2 separate regions of the Homo sapiens genome follow, and region 1 is linked to region 2. Evidence: chromatin loops called from intact Hi-C (ENCODE). Cell type or tissue: PC-9. All regions are shown on one strand. Each heading gives the region's core, and the rest is flanking DNA. Links, peaks and the distances in the headings are about the cores only.

Region 1 (9,269 bases), core at 902-8,901, 54 kb before region 2:
TGAGGAGTGCTGGAAGTGATTTTTCATTGGTGAAATGGGTGGTTTTCAAGTTATGTAGATGGACTGGAGATATTTTTCCTCTACTCTTGCATGAAGAAATATGTCTTAATGTAGATAGACTGGAGATATTTTTCCTCTACTCTTGCATGAAGAAATATGTCTTAATCCCTTTGGATTGCTATAACAAATTACCTTAGACTGAGTAATTTATAAAGAATACATTTGTTTCTTCTGGTTCTGGAGGCTGGGAAGTCCAAGATCAAGGTACTAGAAGCTTTGGTGTCTGATAAGGGCTTGCTCTCTGCTGGTGCCTTGTTGCATCCTCATGTGGTGGAAGGGGCAAATAGGCTCCCTCTGCCCTCTGATATAAGGGCACTAATCTCATTCATGAGGGCAGAATCCTTATGACCTAATCACCTCCCAAAGGCCCTACCTTTTAATACTATTGCATTGGGGATTAGGCTTTAACATATGAATCTGGAAGTTGGGGGAACACAAACATTCAGACTGTAGCAGGGAATGAAATCTTTGGGCACCCAGCAAATGGATATCTTTAAGAACAGGATTCTAGGTCTAGAACACCATCCTCTTCTGTGTTCTGCCACTAAATGATGGGTCCTGAGGGTTTTATCTCCTGATTTGGTTAGAAGATTGTTGAATCTGGCTGTGAGAGCCTTTCAAGTGCCTAAAGGAGAGAGCTTGAACTTCCCTGAGAGTACACCAGGTGATGTGACACTTTCTTGTCCTTGTAATATGCCACCTAGAAGAGAACTTTTAGGAGAGGAGACCTACAGTTCTCACCAACCTTTAATCATTAGAATTTACCAGCATCTACTGATAAGAATGTGATCTTGGTGAGCAGCTATCATAGTGGGTCAGTTTGCAATGAGGGGAGTAAGAATTTGAGAGAGCGCATTTGGATTTTTCTGTTGGGGAGTCATTGTAGTCATTCTAAACTACAGAGTGGCCACACAGTTCCTCTATATCAGATTCGTTCCCAAGCACTGTTGTTAAGTCTTTAATTACTGTCAGGGACCACTTTAATAACATCTGTTAGTGTGGGAGAAGGTCTCTTAAAGGACTTGGGGAATATTAAAACGTGTGCAGAGAACAGAGGGGAGCATATAGTTCATTTGTAACTAGTATAGCTAGGAAGAGTGTGGCCAATATGAAAGGGTGTGCCTATTGTGGAGATAATTCAATTAGTTTTTTCTTTCCACAGCAATAGAAGAGTTTAACTTCATGGTACTTCCTATGTGCAGCGTCTGTACTAAATGTTTTACATGGATTGTTTCATTTAACCCTCATAACACCTGCATGAGATAGGAAATAGTCTTCACATTTGACAGATGAGGAAACTAAGGCATCAAATTTTTCAGGGAGACATAGCTAATAAGAAGCAGAACCAGGATTCAAATTTAGCAAATGTGATTCCTCAGCCCGTTCCCCTAAATAAAGTCTTTCGAACAATAGAAAAAAAAAAAAAAACTGTTGACTTCATTTCAAGAGTGTCTTCCTCCAAAAGATACAGAGATTCCCACCAGGGCAAAATGGACGCCACGTTTCCCTCCCGGGGGCACCAGAAGCCTTAGCAGGTGGCTGCTCTGAGTTCCTGTGGATGGAGGCTCAGAGGTTGGGTTTGATTCTACAGAGCATCCAGGGTTCCCGCATCCCTTTACATAATACGAGAATTTAGGACTACTTTGCTTTCTAGTCTCAGTTAAGCTTTGGGACCAAGCAAGAGCTATATTCATTACTTGCAGGTTTGGAGTGTGGAAATTCAGCATCAAGTAAACGGTGCGTCTTCTTGTCATCCAGCGTTTGCCCCCATTACCTCTGCAATCTGTCTTCCATTGGGTAAAGTGTGCCCAACTGTTCTTGAAGGAAAAGAAATCTAAATCCTGAGTTGCCTGCACAGCATCTATGCCCCAGGGAAAAATGCCTACAGCACGAATTTAAAAACCTCATTCTAAAAGTGCATTACTGAAAAGGCTTTACAGTATAATAACTTTTAAACCTAAGGGTAGTGATGGCTGCAGGATAATTATGTCAAACCTGAAAGCAAACCCAGAGGAGGTGGCATGTGGAAGAAATACCACTTTGGTTAATAGATTTGCAACCTCGTTTAAAATATTGAGGCTTTAGGAAAAACTAGATTTATCCTCTCTGTTAGCTTCTTTATCTTATCTTCACTCTGTTGTCCTGTTGTTAAAATTTCTAAGAAATGGTAAAGAAAGTGAGAGGGGAAAATATCAAAAAGAAAGAAAAAGGGGCATACTAGAACATAGTATATGATTCTCCCTTTGCTATTCTGTTTTATGCAATAATCAGGGTCAGGTTTCTAACTCTCTCTTCGAATGTCCCAGATAGAAAGGTGGGTCTGTGTTTGATAGACAGGCAGATGGGAGCAGGACGTGTGCAGTGTGCTGACTCCTACACAGAAGTGGAGGTAGGTGCTGTCAAATGCATGGCAGCAGGAGCTGGTGTGAGAACGCCAGGACACGTTGATGGCATTGCCTCATCTCTGGCAGGCTGCTGTCTCCTACAAGACGTTTATGTGGATTACATTCACATGAGGTTGTATAAACCCTCTTATTCCTATTCTCATGGAATTGGGAACAGGAAGACAAGGGATGACCTGGACATTTCATTTAGATTAGACCAAAGGTGAACAAAGGTGATGAGGCAACAAAGGTAGCCTTTACCTGAGAGTAACCCCAAGGCAGAGGCCACCATGAGTTAAAAGCAAACAGGGCCAAGCAACAATCAGGCTCAGATCCAGGAAGGACTGGACAAGTGTTCTGAAGCTGTAGCCTAATTCTTACTGAAGGCCATGGGATCATGGGGGCTGAGACCTGTTTTTCCTGGGAGCTCCTGCTTGGGTGGGTTAGATCTTTGGTTGTTGTCTTAGGTCCATTCTATCTCAGAGTAAATTCTGGAAACATCCAGGGATTTCTTTCTCCAGCTTTTGTTTTCTACATTGGCCATCACCCCTCTTTGATTTTTCCTTGTTCTTCCTTACCGCTACCCCTGAGGCCAGACATAATAGATTGATAAACCCATGGTTCAAATCCTGCCCCCATCATGCATCTGCTTTCAGATCTTTGGAAAACTATTTAACCCCCTAGTCTCTTTATCTGTAAAATAGGGATATGCATACTTATCTGAAAGAGCTGCTGTGAAGATTAAAGGAGGTTATGCCTTTAAAGCATAACATACCGAATGCTTTCCTTTCATTTTTTCATTGGAATGCTCTTCACAGGTCTGGAGTGAGGGGGAACAAGAGTTAACAAGTAACAAACATGGGGGTGATTTAAAGGTTTCAGGAGCTCATGCTGTTCATGCCATAACTATCCATAGACCACATTCCCTGACTTTTTCCTAAATGCTTTCAAGCACGTCTCCCCTGTAACTATCCAGTACACTGGATGCTTCCTGGTTTGGTTACTAGAACAAGCTCCTCAGGGTTGGGTTGGGACTGTTTCTAGGCCATGCTGGTGGACATGCCTTTGCAGAGCTTGGCTCTGGTCACACACTCCTTCTGTATTATCTTTTTATTCTGATGCTTTGACATCTTGGGTTTTGCTGACACTGAAGGAACTGCCCTTCCCAGGGCTGGCCAATTCCTAAGGACAGTAAAGGACTCACCTGTGAGCATGCCTTTCCTATGCAAACTGAACACTCTGGAGCCCCATCCCCCAGCCACCTTCTTTATCAGGCTTTCACCTTCTGAGCCACTAATTCTCTGCCTCAGTCACCCCAGAGCCTGGTACCAGACAACTGGGACAACTCCTATATTCCAAAGCTTGCTGAAATGATTCAAACTAGCTAACCCTAAACCTGCTTATGCTGCTTCACCCATTTATTCCTGCAGAAACCACAGTAAAGTTCCCCCCTTGATTCCTTTGTGTCCTGACCAACTGATGTTTCCCTAGGTGCCCCCACAGCATGGCATGGCATGCCCCACTTTTGAAACCTGAACAAGCTGTCTTTTCAATTACAGATATCCCCTGGTCTGTTGGCCTCACTATACCTGAATAATAATAAAACTTACATTTTGAAACCTCTTCCCTGACTGATGGTTAATTGTTGTGTCAATTTGACTGGGCTAGAGGATGCCCAGGTAGCTGGTAAAACATTACATCTGGGTGCATCTGTGAGGGTGTTTCTGGAAGAGATTAGCATTTGAATCAGTAGACTGAGTAGAGAAGATCCATCCTCACCAAGGTGGGTAGGCGTTATCTAATTCATGAAGGGCCTGAATAGAACAAAAAGGGAGAGAAAGGGCTATTTGTCTTTTGTTGAGTTGAGACTTCTCTCTTCTCCTGACCTTGGACTGGGAGTTATGTCATTGGCCTCCATGGTTCTCAGGCCTTCAAACTTGGGCAGAATGGTACCACCGGCTTTCCTGGTTCTTCTGCTTGCAGACGGCATGCCAAGGGACTTGCTGGCTTCCGTAATTGGATAAGCCAATTCCCATAATAAATCTCTTCTTATATATCTATATATATCCTATTGCTTCTGTTTCTTCAGAGAGTCCTGACAAATATAAAGATTGATACCAAGAAGTGGGAGTGCTTCTAACGAATGTGGAAGTGGCTTTGGAAATGGGTAATGGGTAGAAACTGGAAAGAGTTCGGAGGTGCACACTAGAAAAAGCCTACATTGCTGTGAATTGACCTTTAAAGGTGATTCTGGTGAAGGCTCAGAAAGAAAAGAGGAGAGCTATAAAGAAAGCCTTAATCCTCCTAGAAAATACCTAAGTGATCATGAACAGAACGTTGGCAGAAATATGGGTAATAAAGGCCAGTCTGATAAGGTCTCAGAGGGAAATGAGGACCATGTTATTGGACAATGGAGAAAAAGCCATCGGGGTGGGGGGGAAAGGGAAGGGAGAGCATCAGGACAAATACCTAATGCATGCAGGGCTTAAAACTTAGATGACAGGTTGATAGATGCAGTAAACCACATGTATACCTGTGTAACAAACCTGCACGTTCAGCACATATATCCCAGAACTTAAAGTAAAAGAAAACAAATTTTTTTAAAAAGCGTCAGAGAACTTGGCTGAATTGTGCCTGTATTCTAGTGTTTTGCAGAAGGTAGAGCGGTGAACACTGAAATTACATATTTGGATAAGGAAATTTCTAGGCAAAGTGTGAAAGTTGTGGCTTGGCTTCTCTTGACAGCCTACATTAAAATGTGAAAAGAGAGAAAAGATTTAAAGACAGAATTGTTAATCAAAGAGAAGCAGCACTTAAAGATTTGGAAAATTCTCACCCTAGCCATATTATGAAGAATGAGATAACGGGTACAGTGGTTCATGCCTGTAGTCCTAACTGTTAGAGAAGTGGAGGCAGGAGGATCCCTTAAACCCAGGAGTTTGAGACTTGTCTGAGTAACATAGTGAGAGTCCATCTCTTAAAAAAGAATAAATAAATAAATGAGAAGGCACATTGGGAAAGAACACCAAGGGTGCGGCCAAATGACCATCTGATAAGGAGATTAGTCAACCAAGTGGAACCTGTTGCTCAAGGTGATTCAGAAGTAATTGGGGCTGCCACCTCCATCACAGCTCCAATGTGCAAAAGCTTGAGCAGGCAAGCATGGGACCTCCACAGAGAGCCCTTACTAGAGCAACATCCAGGATAGCCGAGTGGTAGGACCACCCCAGCAGCCCCAGACCTGTAGAGTCATAGACACGATTCTAGCTCTTGGAGCCACAAGGGCACAGAGCAACCTTTGGGGAGGGCCACCACGCCCGTGGGTTGGGAAAGCAGGACCACAGCCCTAGTGGGCCTGGGGGACAGAGCATTGAGCCAAAGAAGATTATTCTCCAGACAAAATTTTGGACTTTGCTAGGGACCTATCCTTTCTTCTTTTCTTTCTTTCTATTCTTTTCTTTCTTTTGAAATGGAAATGTCTATTCTATGCCTGTCCCACCATTGTATTTTGGAAGCCCCTTGACTTGTTTAATTTCACAGGCTCACAGCTGGAGGGGAAATTGCTTCAGAATGAATCATACCTTGCGTCTCACCCATATATGATGTAGGTGCTGTTTAAATGAGACTTTGGACTACAGACCTTCAAGTAGATACTGGAATGAGTTAAGATTTTTGGAACCATTGGAATGGACTGAATGCATTTTGCGTGTGAGAAGGACATGAAATTTTGGGATGCCAGGGGTAGAATGTTATGGTCTGAGTGTTTGTGTCTCTCCCAAATTTATATGTTGAAATCCTAACCCCCACCCTCTCAAGGTGATGGTATCAGGAGGTAGAGCCTTTGGGAGGTGATTAGGTTATGAGGGTGGAGGCCTCGTGAATGAGACTCGTGCCTTTATAAAAGAGACATAAGAGGGACTCCTTCCTCCTTCTGCCTTGTGAGATTAGAGTGAGAAGTCTATGAGGAAGCAGCCCTCACCAGACACTGAATCTGCTGGTGCCTTGATCAGAGACTTCCCAGCCACTAAAACTGTGAGAAATACATTTCTGTTGTTTATAAGCCTGTGGTATTCTTTTGTAGCAGCTTGAACAGACTAAGATACCCTTGGATGAGGAGCAACTGAGGTAAAGTGGGAAAAAAAAAAAACGGCTCCAATGCCAAGGGCATACTGGACAGCTCTTTAACTTATGCTTGGTGGTTGCTTCTCATCATTTTCAGTTAATCGTAAAGCATTCTACTTTTGTGGATTTCAAGTCCCTAGGAAAGGATGCTGAAGGAAACGACAGTTTTGTGAGACCATCAGTAATTGTAATGTTGACACCTCTGCATTCAAATGGGTTACAGGATTAAACAAGTGTCATCCAAAGGACCATCAGGATGGCTAGATAACAGAAAAGAGAGTTTCACTGGCAATACTGGTTTACAAACCTGGAAGAGAGAGTCTCCGGTGTGAACTGAAAATGCTCTCTCTGAAGAACAAAGAGAAGGTTAGAGGTTTTATAAAAAGGAGAAATGTTGCATATTGCTCTTTGAGAAGTTTCATTGGCACCAGTAAGGTTTTGAGGAGCTGGCAGGCTTCAACTGATAAGTGAGGGTGGTGCGTAAACCCAGTCTGAGAGTTGCAGCAGGTCGTCTCAGTAGTCGTTAGACAAAACTGGTTTCAGGTTACTGCAGGCAGTGTCAGCTGCCAGGCCTGCAGAAAATTATGTTTTTTGGAGCAATGTTCTTCACCCTGAGTGCTTTTTCCCCTTGGCTTATTGATTCTTTGTTGGGTATGACAAGAATGACTCATTTCATGTGATCAGCTTTCACACAAGGGTGACAAAGCTTCAATTATTTATTTCTTTATTATTTATTTATTTAATTTGGGACAGAGTCTCTCGTCGTCTAGGCTGGAGTGCAGTGGTGCATGATCATGGCTCACTGCAGCCTCAACCTCCCAGCCTCAATTGATCCTCCCACCTCAGCCTCCCGAATAGCTGGGACTACTGGCACATGCCACCATGCCCAGCTAATTTATTTAGTTTTTGTATAGACAGAGCTCACTATGTTGACTAGGGTGATCTTGAGCTCCTGGCCTCAAGCAATCCTCTCACCTCAGTCTCCCAAAGTGCTGGGATTACAGGTGTGAGTCACCATGCCCAGCCCAAAGCTTCGTTTTAAGTCTCTTTTATTTACTTTTTTTGGTCCTAGTCATAACACATTGTAAATATACTCTGTCAGAGAATTAGATAGCTTGTTGTTTTTTAAGTCTTTTCTAATTAATCTGTTCATGTAATTTAGTAAGAAAATATTAAAGGGAAATCTTGCCCGAGAGATGGCCAGTACTGAGTAAGAAGCCCATTTGGTTTGTGTCTGGGAGGATGGGCAGTGAGGATGAGTGAGGATGAGTTTAATTTAGCTTGGTGAGAGGGGGACAAATCCACCTTTTCACGAGAGCTGCTTTCTCATCGCTTTTTGTCCCCCTTCATCCACAACCCCCGCAGCCAAGGCAGTGTCAGTAAATTTTGGGATGGAAAAGCCTTAGGTAGGATTCTTATGTTTTCGAAATGTGACTGATTGGAATTGGGGGAAAGCTGTATTAAAATTGGATATGTGGTAAAAGCTGGATATGTGGTTATTACCCATATCCAGTAGTGGGTCATGTTCCTGTGCTACCATGATCTGCCCGCAGTAACCTAGCAAGACATCAAATCACAGTGTGCAGTAGATGGTACCGTTGAACAAGCCAAGCCATATTGTCTGCAGGGATCTGAGATGATAAAGAGATTATTACAGAATTTGTTTTCATAAGGAACTGTGTAATTATGATGATTAGCCAAAGAAATAAGAAAGAAAGAAAGAGAGAAAAAGAAAGAAAAGAAAAGAAAGAAAAAAGAAAAAGGAAAGACGAAAGAAAAGAAAGAAAGAGAAAGAAAAGAAAGAAAGAGAAATAAAGAAAGAAAGAGAGAGAGAGAGAAAGACAGCCTGGTCTGTTACCTATGCTGTCCTACTATAGCATTTAATATCTTACTGCAAATTTTACTAAGTTATAACTTAAAAGTGTTAATTTTTTTTTTTATCACTTTGACAAACTTAGCCTCCTACAGCAGAAGGTGACTGATCAAAAGCTGGACTGTCAACCAGGTACTCACCAGCTTAGAGAGAATGGAGAAAAGGAGTATAAAGAATTTGAATAATTGTATGTAACATACGTGTTTCTTTTGAAATTTCAGTTTTAGGAAGCAAGGCCTGATGAGATGATCTTCATTTGTGAGAGTATGCAGAGGGTGGTGTGAAAAGACATGGCAGGGATTCGTATTTTTAAAATGGATGGAAAAACAGTTCTAAAAATATGAAAAAATAAGGACAAATAATCATAATTTAAATTCTCAAGCTAAGAAAGGTTCAACACATTTCAAAGTTAAATTGTAAACAGTGTTAGGGAAAAGAAACCATACAGAAATGGGACAACAGGGATCCATTAGAGTTGGATATCATTCATTTACTAGTTTGAGGGGCAAAATAAATAATTATATGTGTTTTTAAATCATAGAGAATGAACCCTGAAAATGTTTAATGCTTAGAAAAGAAAGCATGTATAATAGAAATTTTAATTTGGCCAAATTGCTTACTTTAAAATTAGAAAATTCGATTTTTTTGATTGCATAATTTTGGACACATAATTAATAAGCAGGTAGATTAAAAGGAAAAACCTACATATTAAGCAAGAATCATCTAACAAAAACAGTTCCTTATATAAGAGACTGTATGCTAACTCCTAGATGCCAAGAGAGAAAATGAGACTACATGAGACTACAGTCAAGCGTCACCTAACGACAGGG
Region 2 (9,269 bases), core at 713-8,712:
GTAGGACAGCCTATAAACTAAAATACTTAAGGGACATGTCAATGAATCTTTATCTCTGTATCTTATTTAGATTTCAATTCAACAAAATTAATTTTTAAAAATCTACAAGAGAAGAAATTGTGAAAACAGGATTGTTATTAGACTGACATTAAGGAATTATAACAACTACATTTGATGAGATTATAATATTGTGATTATCTTTTCTTTGAAAGAAATTCTCACTATATATAGTGATAGAGATCTATATATTCCCACATATATATGATGAAATATTTGCAGGTTAAATAATGTAATGTCTGGGATTTGATCCAAGTCAGGGAGCAGGGAGAAAATGGATGAAGTATAGAAAAAGTAATATGAGTGTGTATTGCACTGATAAGATGCAGTCATGTGTACACCTAGTTCATTATCCTGTTCTCTTCACTTTTATGTATGCTTGAAAATCTACCCCTCAAAAGTTAAGATATAAAAAATAAAGAAAGAAACATGATTCTTTCTTGATTCAGGGTCAGCGGGAAAAAGAGGAATGTTAATTCTCTGTAAAGCAGTGTCCAAAACAGGAAAAAGAACTAGAAAAGCATGATATTGTGAAAGCCAAGCAAACAGTGTTCCAGAAAAGGAGATGGCGAGTCATGAGTGCTGTCAAGAAGTCAGGGAATATGCGAACTTAGAAATGTGCTTTCAGTTACCAGCAAGAGGCAGTGACTACAGCTTTCAGAAGCTCAAAGAAGCAGTGCTCACTACACAGGAAGAAGAGAGCTGATGGCAGGGTGGTGGGGAGCGGGCTTCCTATGGTTAAATCAAGGGCTGTGCCTTGACTGTTTTTAAAGATGGAAGGCACTTGAACAAGTTAAACGTATGAGAAGAAACCAGTAGAGGGGAAGTGATTATAATACATGAGACAGATGGGGCAATCTGAGAGAGAGAAGTCTCTGAGAGGATGAGGAATGGGGAGAGTCGGGAGGGGTGCTTAGTCCAAAAAATAGCTGTCCTCATTTTAGAAGGGCCATTCAATGCTGCACTTCCCCAAATGAGTCATCATCAGAATCACTAGGGAGCTTAGAGAAATCCAATTTCTCCTCTTCCTCCCACCTTGAAGATTCTAACTTTATATATTTGGAGATTTCAATATAATAAAAATACAGTAACTATATTATTTAAAGTCCTCTGAAGAAGTCTGCTAATTAGCCAGGCTTTCCGACTATTGACTTTAATGAGTATTAAATTCATGAAAAAAGTACTTTTTCTTCATCTTTCTCAGAAAAGAGACATTCAGACTCTTGGAGTGAAAACAGTATGTTCTGGGTCTGAGTACCTGGGGGAGGAGAACAGGCTCAGTTAATCTTTGTTCAAACAACACTTAAATACCAAGATTGATCTGTTTCCAAAACATAGCAACAGCTTTTTTTATTGTGGGGCACAATGATCCTAAGCATGCTTGTATTTTGTCATTTATGGTTGTGGGAGTATGGGAGATTAGAAAAATCTATTTAAGAAAGTACAGCATGCAGATGAGGTTATCCTTAATTTCACTACAGAAACCCAAATAGAGCCTGGGGATAGGATAAAGACAACAGGAAAATCAAATAACCAAGGGCTTTAGCATTTGGAGCAAAGAACCAGGGGTGCAACTGTAGAAATCTGGTTCTAATTCCAGTTCTGCCAGTACCTACACATGTCACTAGAGCCTGACATCAGTTTTCTGATCTACACTATTGTGCGTACTAGTTTCAATCCCTAACTGCCTTCTGGGAAGGTCACAGCATGAACAGGACATAACAGATGCAATGGTATTTGATATAAACATGCTGTGTAGACACAATTATTGTGCTGGTCAATGGCCTCAGTGAAAAATTTATCACTCTAAACAATTGGAGAAATTAAGCTGTAAATTTTGAAAGAACTTGGCTTCGTAGATACATGCCATTTCTATCTACTTCCTGTCAGAATGAAAATGATGTAGAAGCATTTTCTGGCACTTTAACAGTTTACTGATTATGGTGACATAGTATGCATATGACATAAAAATATGTGTTAAAAATAATGTTGACCTTATTCTATTTATTCAGCTATTAATTTCAGGGATTTCTGGTTTCCTGATGGATATGGAGCAAAAGTCTTCATAAACCTTGAGTTTTCACTGAATCTTAAGTCTCCTTTTAACCCTCCTTCTCTTAATTGTCACTTAACATATATAAAATATGTCTGAAATTGACATCTTGGCAACCTGAAATCTCTCCTATCTCAGTAAATGGTATCATCACCCGTTTTTAATTAAACTAAGACCTCAAGATTTATCCTTTTGCCCCCCTGAAACCTCATATCTTTTTCTCTGTCATTCACCAACTATAAACATATCAGATTCTTTTCAGTTGCTTAGATAAGCACTAAGCTTGTTTAACACTTCTGGGCTTTTGAACTAATATATTGATGCTAAGGCATGTAATTTAACATATTTTAATTCATTGTTATCAAAATGTGTTTTACAATCAATTTTGTAATTTACAATTATAATTACAGTTTTTTTTTTTCTTTTAGAGGTACAATAGTGACGTCTTAAATCCAATAAAAAACAAAAACAAAATGGTAGTGCCCTCTTCCCTTCTCCAGATCTCCATGTGGCTGGCTCAGTCCAACAGTCCTTTCTGTTGAGCTCAGCTCACTCACCCTCAGTTCAGCTTCCTGCTCTGATGCCACCTTACCTGAAGTTCTCCTCCCCTCATCTCATCCCACTACTTGTTTCCTTTATAGCACTTTTGCCACTTAAAAACATCCATTTGCTTGCTTGTTTATTTTCTGTTTTCTCTACAGCCTAAAGCTCCTCAAAACAGGAGCTTTGTTTTGTTCTCAGCTACACCCCCAGATATGGTGTGTGATCAATGAGTATTTGTTGAAGGAATTGTATGGCAAAGGCATCTCTTCCATAGACATTTATGTGGCCCATCCCACTATCTCAGTAGTGTCTGAGATGGGCAGCTCCCACCTTATCCTCAATGTTCCCAACCCCAGCCCCGCCACCACCACAAGAAATCGCTGTTTTAATCTCCACCATCTAAGAAGTGGCAGGACTTCCAGTGTAACAGACAAAGGCCATGTATAGAATTTCTACAGCGAAAGGCATTTGGCAAAAAACCTACTATTTGAAATGTCTCTAGTCTTAAATCCATCGTTGGGATGAAGGGCAAGTATATTAGTCCATTTTCACACTGCTATAAAGGAATACCAGAGACTGAGTAATTTATAAAGGAAACAGGTTTCATTGACTCACAGTTCCACATGGCTGAGGAGGCCTCAGGAAACTTACAATCACAGCGGAAAGGGAAGCAGGCACCTTCTTCACATAGCAGCAGGAGAGAGAAGAGAAAGCAAAGGAGAAAGAGCCTTTCGTGAAACCATCAGATCAAATGAGAACTCACTCACGATCATGAGAACAGCATGGGGGAAACCGCCCCCATAATCCAATCACCTCTCAGTAGGTCCCTCCCTACTGGACCTAGCAGCTGATGGAAGCAGCTTGGAGTTGCATAGTTCCAGGAGGAGGCACTGGTTCCTGTGTATTCTTCACTTTGTCCTTATCTCCACCCTCCATGTAGTCCAAACTGTCTCTCCAACTGATTGTTCTGCAGTGGTCACATATGGCTGTGCAAGGGGCCAGCACTGCTGCAGCTTCCAGTGAGATATTTCAGTTATGTGGAGCATAAGCAAGGGAGATAAAGTAAAATCCCTATGCTCCTGACAGCATTGCACGGGGCTTCCAGAATGTCACGAAGCCAGCTGCTGGCACTGTTCTCAGGAGAAAAAGGACTTTTCTCTGGAATGGCTCTCTTGGTGTAAGGCCTGGTGGCACATTAATAAATCATACACTTACGGTTTAGATTAAGTCATATTTGAATGAGTCATTTCTCTACACAAATCTCCACTCCCTGTGTCAGCAAGGCTGATGGGCAGAGGAGGCTGAATGTTGGCAGGTGGTGTTATGTGATCAAGTGTTTTTACTTTAATGCCTAAGGAAGACTCTGCTAGCCAGGTGCACAATAGTCTGCACTGTTGGCCTTGGCTAATCTAATCTTAGACACCCTGTGTAATTGGGAAAGAAGGAGAAACTCTGCAATGAGTCATCCAGCAACTTGATCCCCTGGTTTGTTTTTCATTTTGTTTTAAGATGGGCTCTAAGGTCAGGAGAATTAAGAAGTTGGATGTCTGGAAGGGGAGACGTTTTGCCCCGGAAAGAGCTGCAGAGATGTTTGCTGGGCCTGACAGCCAGCTGTGGTCAGCCAGAGAGACACATGACAAGTAGAACTCAGGCATCCCTGCCTTGGGAGACCAGGGCCAGGGCTTCTGTGACATGCACTCGCTTGGAGTCCCATTGATCCCACTGCCCCTCTGGTAGTAGTCCTGTCTTCAGCCCAGATGAGGACTCCCAGAGTTATCCTTGGAAGTTTCCTTCAGTTAGCAATTACTCTGCCTGCTGTCCCGAGACTAGACAATGCCTCCTAACAGCTCACCCCTCTGAGTCCAGCCCCTCCTCACTTCCTGCTCTTTATTAAGAACATTTGTTTGTTCCAAAGCTCTATAAAAGGAGGCTTATAATCTTAAGAGTACCCCTAAATCACTAGCTTTTAATGAAGATAAAATTATCTGTACAGAAAGCAGTGAAACATCACCATTCATTCTGCAATTCCAGATTTCTCCATTGTGTTGTCATTAAATCCATATTACTATGCTAATAAATTTAAACATCTTAGAAGGGGCATAGAAGGAAAGGGAAATGTGTCATAAAATTATTAATAACTTCTTTGTCACCTTGGCTACACAATTTATGGTGGCAATCTCCTGACTACAAAAACAGTGGCTGGCCGGGCATGTTGGCTCATGCCTGTAATCCCAGCATTTTGGGAGGCTGAGTCAGGAGGATCAGTTGAGCCCAGCAGTTTCAGATCAGCCTGGACAACATGGGGAGACTCTGTCTCTACAAGAAATAAACAATATTAATCAGGCATGGTGGCATACGCCTGTAGTCTCAGCTATTTGGGAGGCTGTGGAAGGAGGATCACTTAAGCCTGGGAGGTAGAAGCTTCCACTAACTGAGTTCATGCCACTGCATTCCAGCCTGGGCAACAAAGGAAGATCCTGTATTTAAAAAAGAGAGAGAGAGAGAAAAGAACAGTTTTTGCGAAAACCTACCTTAGATACCTACATAATGATAACGTCAGGGATGATGACTGAGTTTGCTATGTTTCTATAAAGGAACTAGTTATAGTTGTTATTTGTCACATTCTACACAACATGCGGTACACAGTCATGGAACTCATGCCTGCCCCTTCTCTTTCTCCTTCCCTCCATTCCTCTCCTTTTCCTGTCCTCTCTTCCTTGCTTCTTTTTTCTATCTTGCTTTTTATTACAAAATATGACTTTACTAAGTGCTTGTAAGTTCCTCTAAGTAGGGAAGATACCTTTTTTCCACTTCTTAATTGTGGCTACCCCCTGCCATTGACAAAGAGAAAACTTGGCACAGGCTGTTCACAGTGGCTTACATCTGTAATCCCAGTTCTTTGGGAGGCTGAGGTGGGAGGATTGCTTGAGGCCAGGAGTTCAAGGACGCAGTGAGCCATGATCGAGCCACTGCACACTAGTGTGGGTGACAGAATAAGACCCTATCTCAAAAAAAAGATAAAGAAGAAAATATGACAATAAGGCATATTTGCATTTACCTATATATTAAAAACTAAACCTATAGAAGAGTATCCAGTGGGAAGAAGCCAATTTTCCTCCATGTTTCCTGACTCTCCCAATATCACTTACCAGAGATAACCATTATTAACTTTAAAATATATATATATCCTAACATATTATACATATATGTGTGTATATATACCTATTACATATACATACATATGTGTATATGTATATATAAGAATATATGTATACATATACATACTTTTAATATGTATATGTTAAATATGTATGTATGTATATGTACATATATGTATAATGTAAGGATAGAGATACATATTTGTGTGTTTATATGTATATGTAAGGGTACATTTATGTATGTGTGTACATATAAGGGTAGATATATATTTTAAAGTTAATGATTATATAGCACTGATGTTTTTATCTAAAGCTATATTATGGTTAGATATATATGTGTATGTATATGTAAGGGTAGATACATATTTTAAATTTAATAATGATTCTATATAGCATTGATGTTTTTATCTAAATCTATATTTTGGACTTCTTTCCATTCTTCATAATTGCTGCATAGTGTCATTGTATGGATATACCATAATTAGGCTGCTACTCCTTTTTTTTAAAAAAATATTTCCTGTTAACAAGTCACTTGTGTTCATCATTGAAAACCTGGTAAACATAGGCAAGAATTATAGAGTAAAATGTATCCATGATGGTGTATTACACTTTGGGACTACTTGATAAGGCTGCCCAATGGAAAGCTGTCTCTAAGAAGACCCATTGTCCAGCCCTCGAGAGAGAGAGTTGTTGATGAGAGCTTATCTCAGGGGCTCAGATGGGCCTCTAAAATACCATTCCACCTCTGAAATCAGTACAAACTGTATGAGTGACAAATGTCAAAAGAAGTTGTTAAAAGCCATATCAGGGGATTGGGTATTTCTTTGGTTTAATCAGTAATAAATTCCCTCCCAAGTACTTGAGGTGGTGGCTTGGGTTTTTCAAAGAAATACCGTGTGGTATAACAAAAAATATATCTGGTCTTTGTGGCTGGTTATCAACTTGAGCTTCAAAAACCCTAGAGCTTTCCTGACTGACAGGAGTGCTCTTACTATGCTATGGAAGAAACTCCTGATGGGCCCCCTACATTGCTTCAGGATGGGGGCTGGTCCCCAGAAAGATCAGCCACGTTATTAGAAGATTGACACTTTGGACCAGCTTGATTGATTTAATCATTCCTGCCTCAGTAATGAAACCCCAGTAAAAACTCTGGACACTGGGGCCATTTACCTACATTCCATCTCCAGCACAGACCCCAAAATCCTGTGTATGTAAACTCTCTTCTTTCTGGGGTATTTAATATGGGTGCTTTATTACAGTTCTGCAATAACACAATCTCTGTGAGGCTAACTACACAAAATTATGCTTCCTGTTAGTGTTAAAAAGTATAATGGGAACTAGTAGACCTAGATTCTAGTCTTTTGCTATTAACAAGGCATGTAATCTATATAATTTACTTAATTTGCCTATGCCTTAGTTTTGTCATTCATAAGAAAGGGGGGGGGGTTGTACAGTGAAAACTGAGGAACAAAATGAAAGAGTGTGAAAAGTGCTTTGAAATATTAAAAAGTCTCCATCATCTTCAGTACTCAGATTAACCTAGTGTTGGCTCATTGTGATGGATCTCAGGACATGACAACTCTCTATTATTTGTATTTGTATTAGTCTTTTTCTGAATGTACATCTAGCTAAGGTTAGTGAGTGCTTAGTTTTGGGTAGGTAATTTGCTGTGGAATTTCTTTTGTAATTTTGTCTTACATTTCACAACAGATCTAAAAAATAGACACCCTTATGTTCTCATTTTATAGAGAGAAAAAATGAAGTTTAGCACAGAGAAAAGTCAATTTCTCAATGATATGTAACCAGGGAGTGATGGAAACCAAGGTTGTCTGCCTCCAGAGCCCTTGTCCTTGGACACAGTCCTCTACACCTTCCAGCTGATGTTCCAACACACCAGATCTCTGCTCTTGTAAATGCTCAAGGAAGACAGAGAAAAACAAGCTGGTTGCCAATCATGCTATCCTGATGTTCTTCATTTTCATATTTGTCCCAGCAATAATCTATTATTCACAATATGTTGTCATTTTGCTTTGTTGAAGCACTTGGAAGCTTATTTTTAAGGAGCTTTTCCTTAAGAAGCATTATTAACCGTTTTGGTTACCAAATACCTTTTTTCTCAAGGCATCAAAATTATACTTGATTGCACTCATTTTAATTCATTGCACAGATTACATAATAGTTCATTATCTCCTATTATATCTAAATTCCTCTGCAGAGGCTACGCTCTGTTATTTTCATGGAATGGACTGTATTAAACAGAAAGTCTATCATTTACTTAGTAATTCCTATGCTACCAGCAAAATAAAATCTATAAATCCTATACCTATGTGATCTTAGAAATTACCCTTGATTTGTGAAGGAAATTATATAGGATGAAATTTTCCATCATAAACATTTTTTGGCTTGTATATGTCAATGCACTTTCAAACGTAATAGGCCAATTTTGAGAGAGCATTAGTTTCCAGATGCTGGCTGAGCATACAGTATGCTGGAGAGAGGTGCTGTGGTACACTCAGTAGATCCACATTCATAGTATTTGCATTGTAACAGTGTCATTTGAAATAATATAATTCTTTTCTATTCTTCTGGGATTATAAATCTTCCCACCACAATTATCAGAAGCAGAAAAGAGAAGTAAAAAGTCATTAAGTTTAAGAAGATGAGGGATTTGCTAGGGCCCTGTATTAGTTAAGGTAATGAAAGCTTCTGTGCCAATAAATCTAAAAATCCAGAGGTTTATACAGTAGAAGTTTAAGATGTAGCAGTCCAATGTGTGTTGAGTGGGTGGCTTTTCACATAGTGATTCAAGATCTAGGCTCATTCAATTTTGTGACTCCACTTTCATGTAAGGCTGTAGAGTGTTTCATTTCCAACAGAACACAATAGTATTTTAAAGAATATTAAAATTTGCCTTAATGTCAATAGAACTTGAATAATCAGTGGATGGCTTAGGGAGAAAAGAAGGAAAACAAGGGATGTTATTTATGTAATATGAATATTCAATGTCATCAGGCTCTGAAAGCTTGTTATGTTCACCTCCACAGCAGGGATATATAAAGGTAGAGTGAATCTTCTTTCTGACTGTGATCGTTAATTTTATGTGTCAACTTGATGGAATTAAAGGATGCCCAGATAGCTAGTGAAACATTATTTCTGGGTGTGTCTGCAAGGGTATTTCTGGAAGGCGTTTCAAAATAAGCATTTGAATCAATAGACTGAATAAAGAAGATCCTCCTCACTGCCCAGAGTCAGTGAGCACAATCCACTGAGTGCCCAGATAAACAAAAAGGTGGAGAAAGGGTAAATTCTCTCTTTTCTTATCTGGGCTATCCATCTTCTCCTGCACTCAAACCGAATGACTTCCTGGCTTTCCTTGTTCTCCAGCTTACAGACAGCATGTTGTGGGACTTTTCAGTCTCCACAATCATGTGAGCCAATTCTTATAATCTCCTCTTATG

Evidence for each region. A loop is a pair of places that touch in the nucleus more often than their neighbours do. Peaks named below come from ENCODE experiments on the same cell type or tissue, not always from the same donor. Only the 100,000 strongest peaks of a DNase experiment are listed, where the experiment ranks them.
Region 1: a loop joins it to region 2, with 6 times the contacts of the local background. A loop is called at or near these places in 6 of 110 quality-filtered maps.

What each region holds. Positions count from the first base shown.
Region 1 is chr1:233,649,326-233,658,594 of GRCh38, forward strand. The region is part of intron 1 of KCNK1 (potassium two pore domain channel subfamily K member 1); the gene reads left to right. Among named protein-coding and RNA genes, the nearest start is that of MIR4427, 30 kb to the left of the region's middle. In PC-9, for the core only: no CTCF peak of the experiment used is centred there; DNase peaks (open chromatin) are centred at 5,516, 6,056, 7,186 and 7,566; H3K4me3 peaks cover 2,558 bases; H3K27ac peaks cover 6,057 bases.
Region 2 is chr1:233,703,715-233,712,983 of GRCh38, forward strand. LOC107985362 (a long non-coding RNA gene) reads right to left here and starts at 3,802. Exons shown (of 3, transcript XR_007066945.1): 1 at 3,467-3,802. RefSeq lists an enhancer at 4,483-5,682. In PC-9, for the core only: no CTCF peak of the experiment used is centred there; DNase peaks (open chromatin) are centred at 987 and 4,007; H3K4me3 peaks cover 1,279 bases; H3K27ac peaks cover 4,466 bases.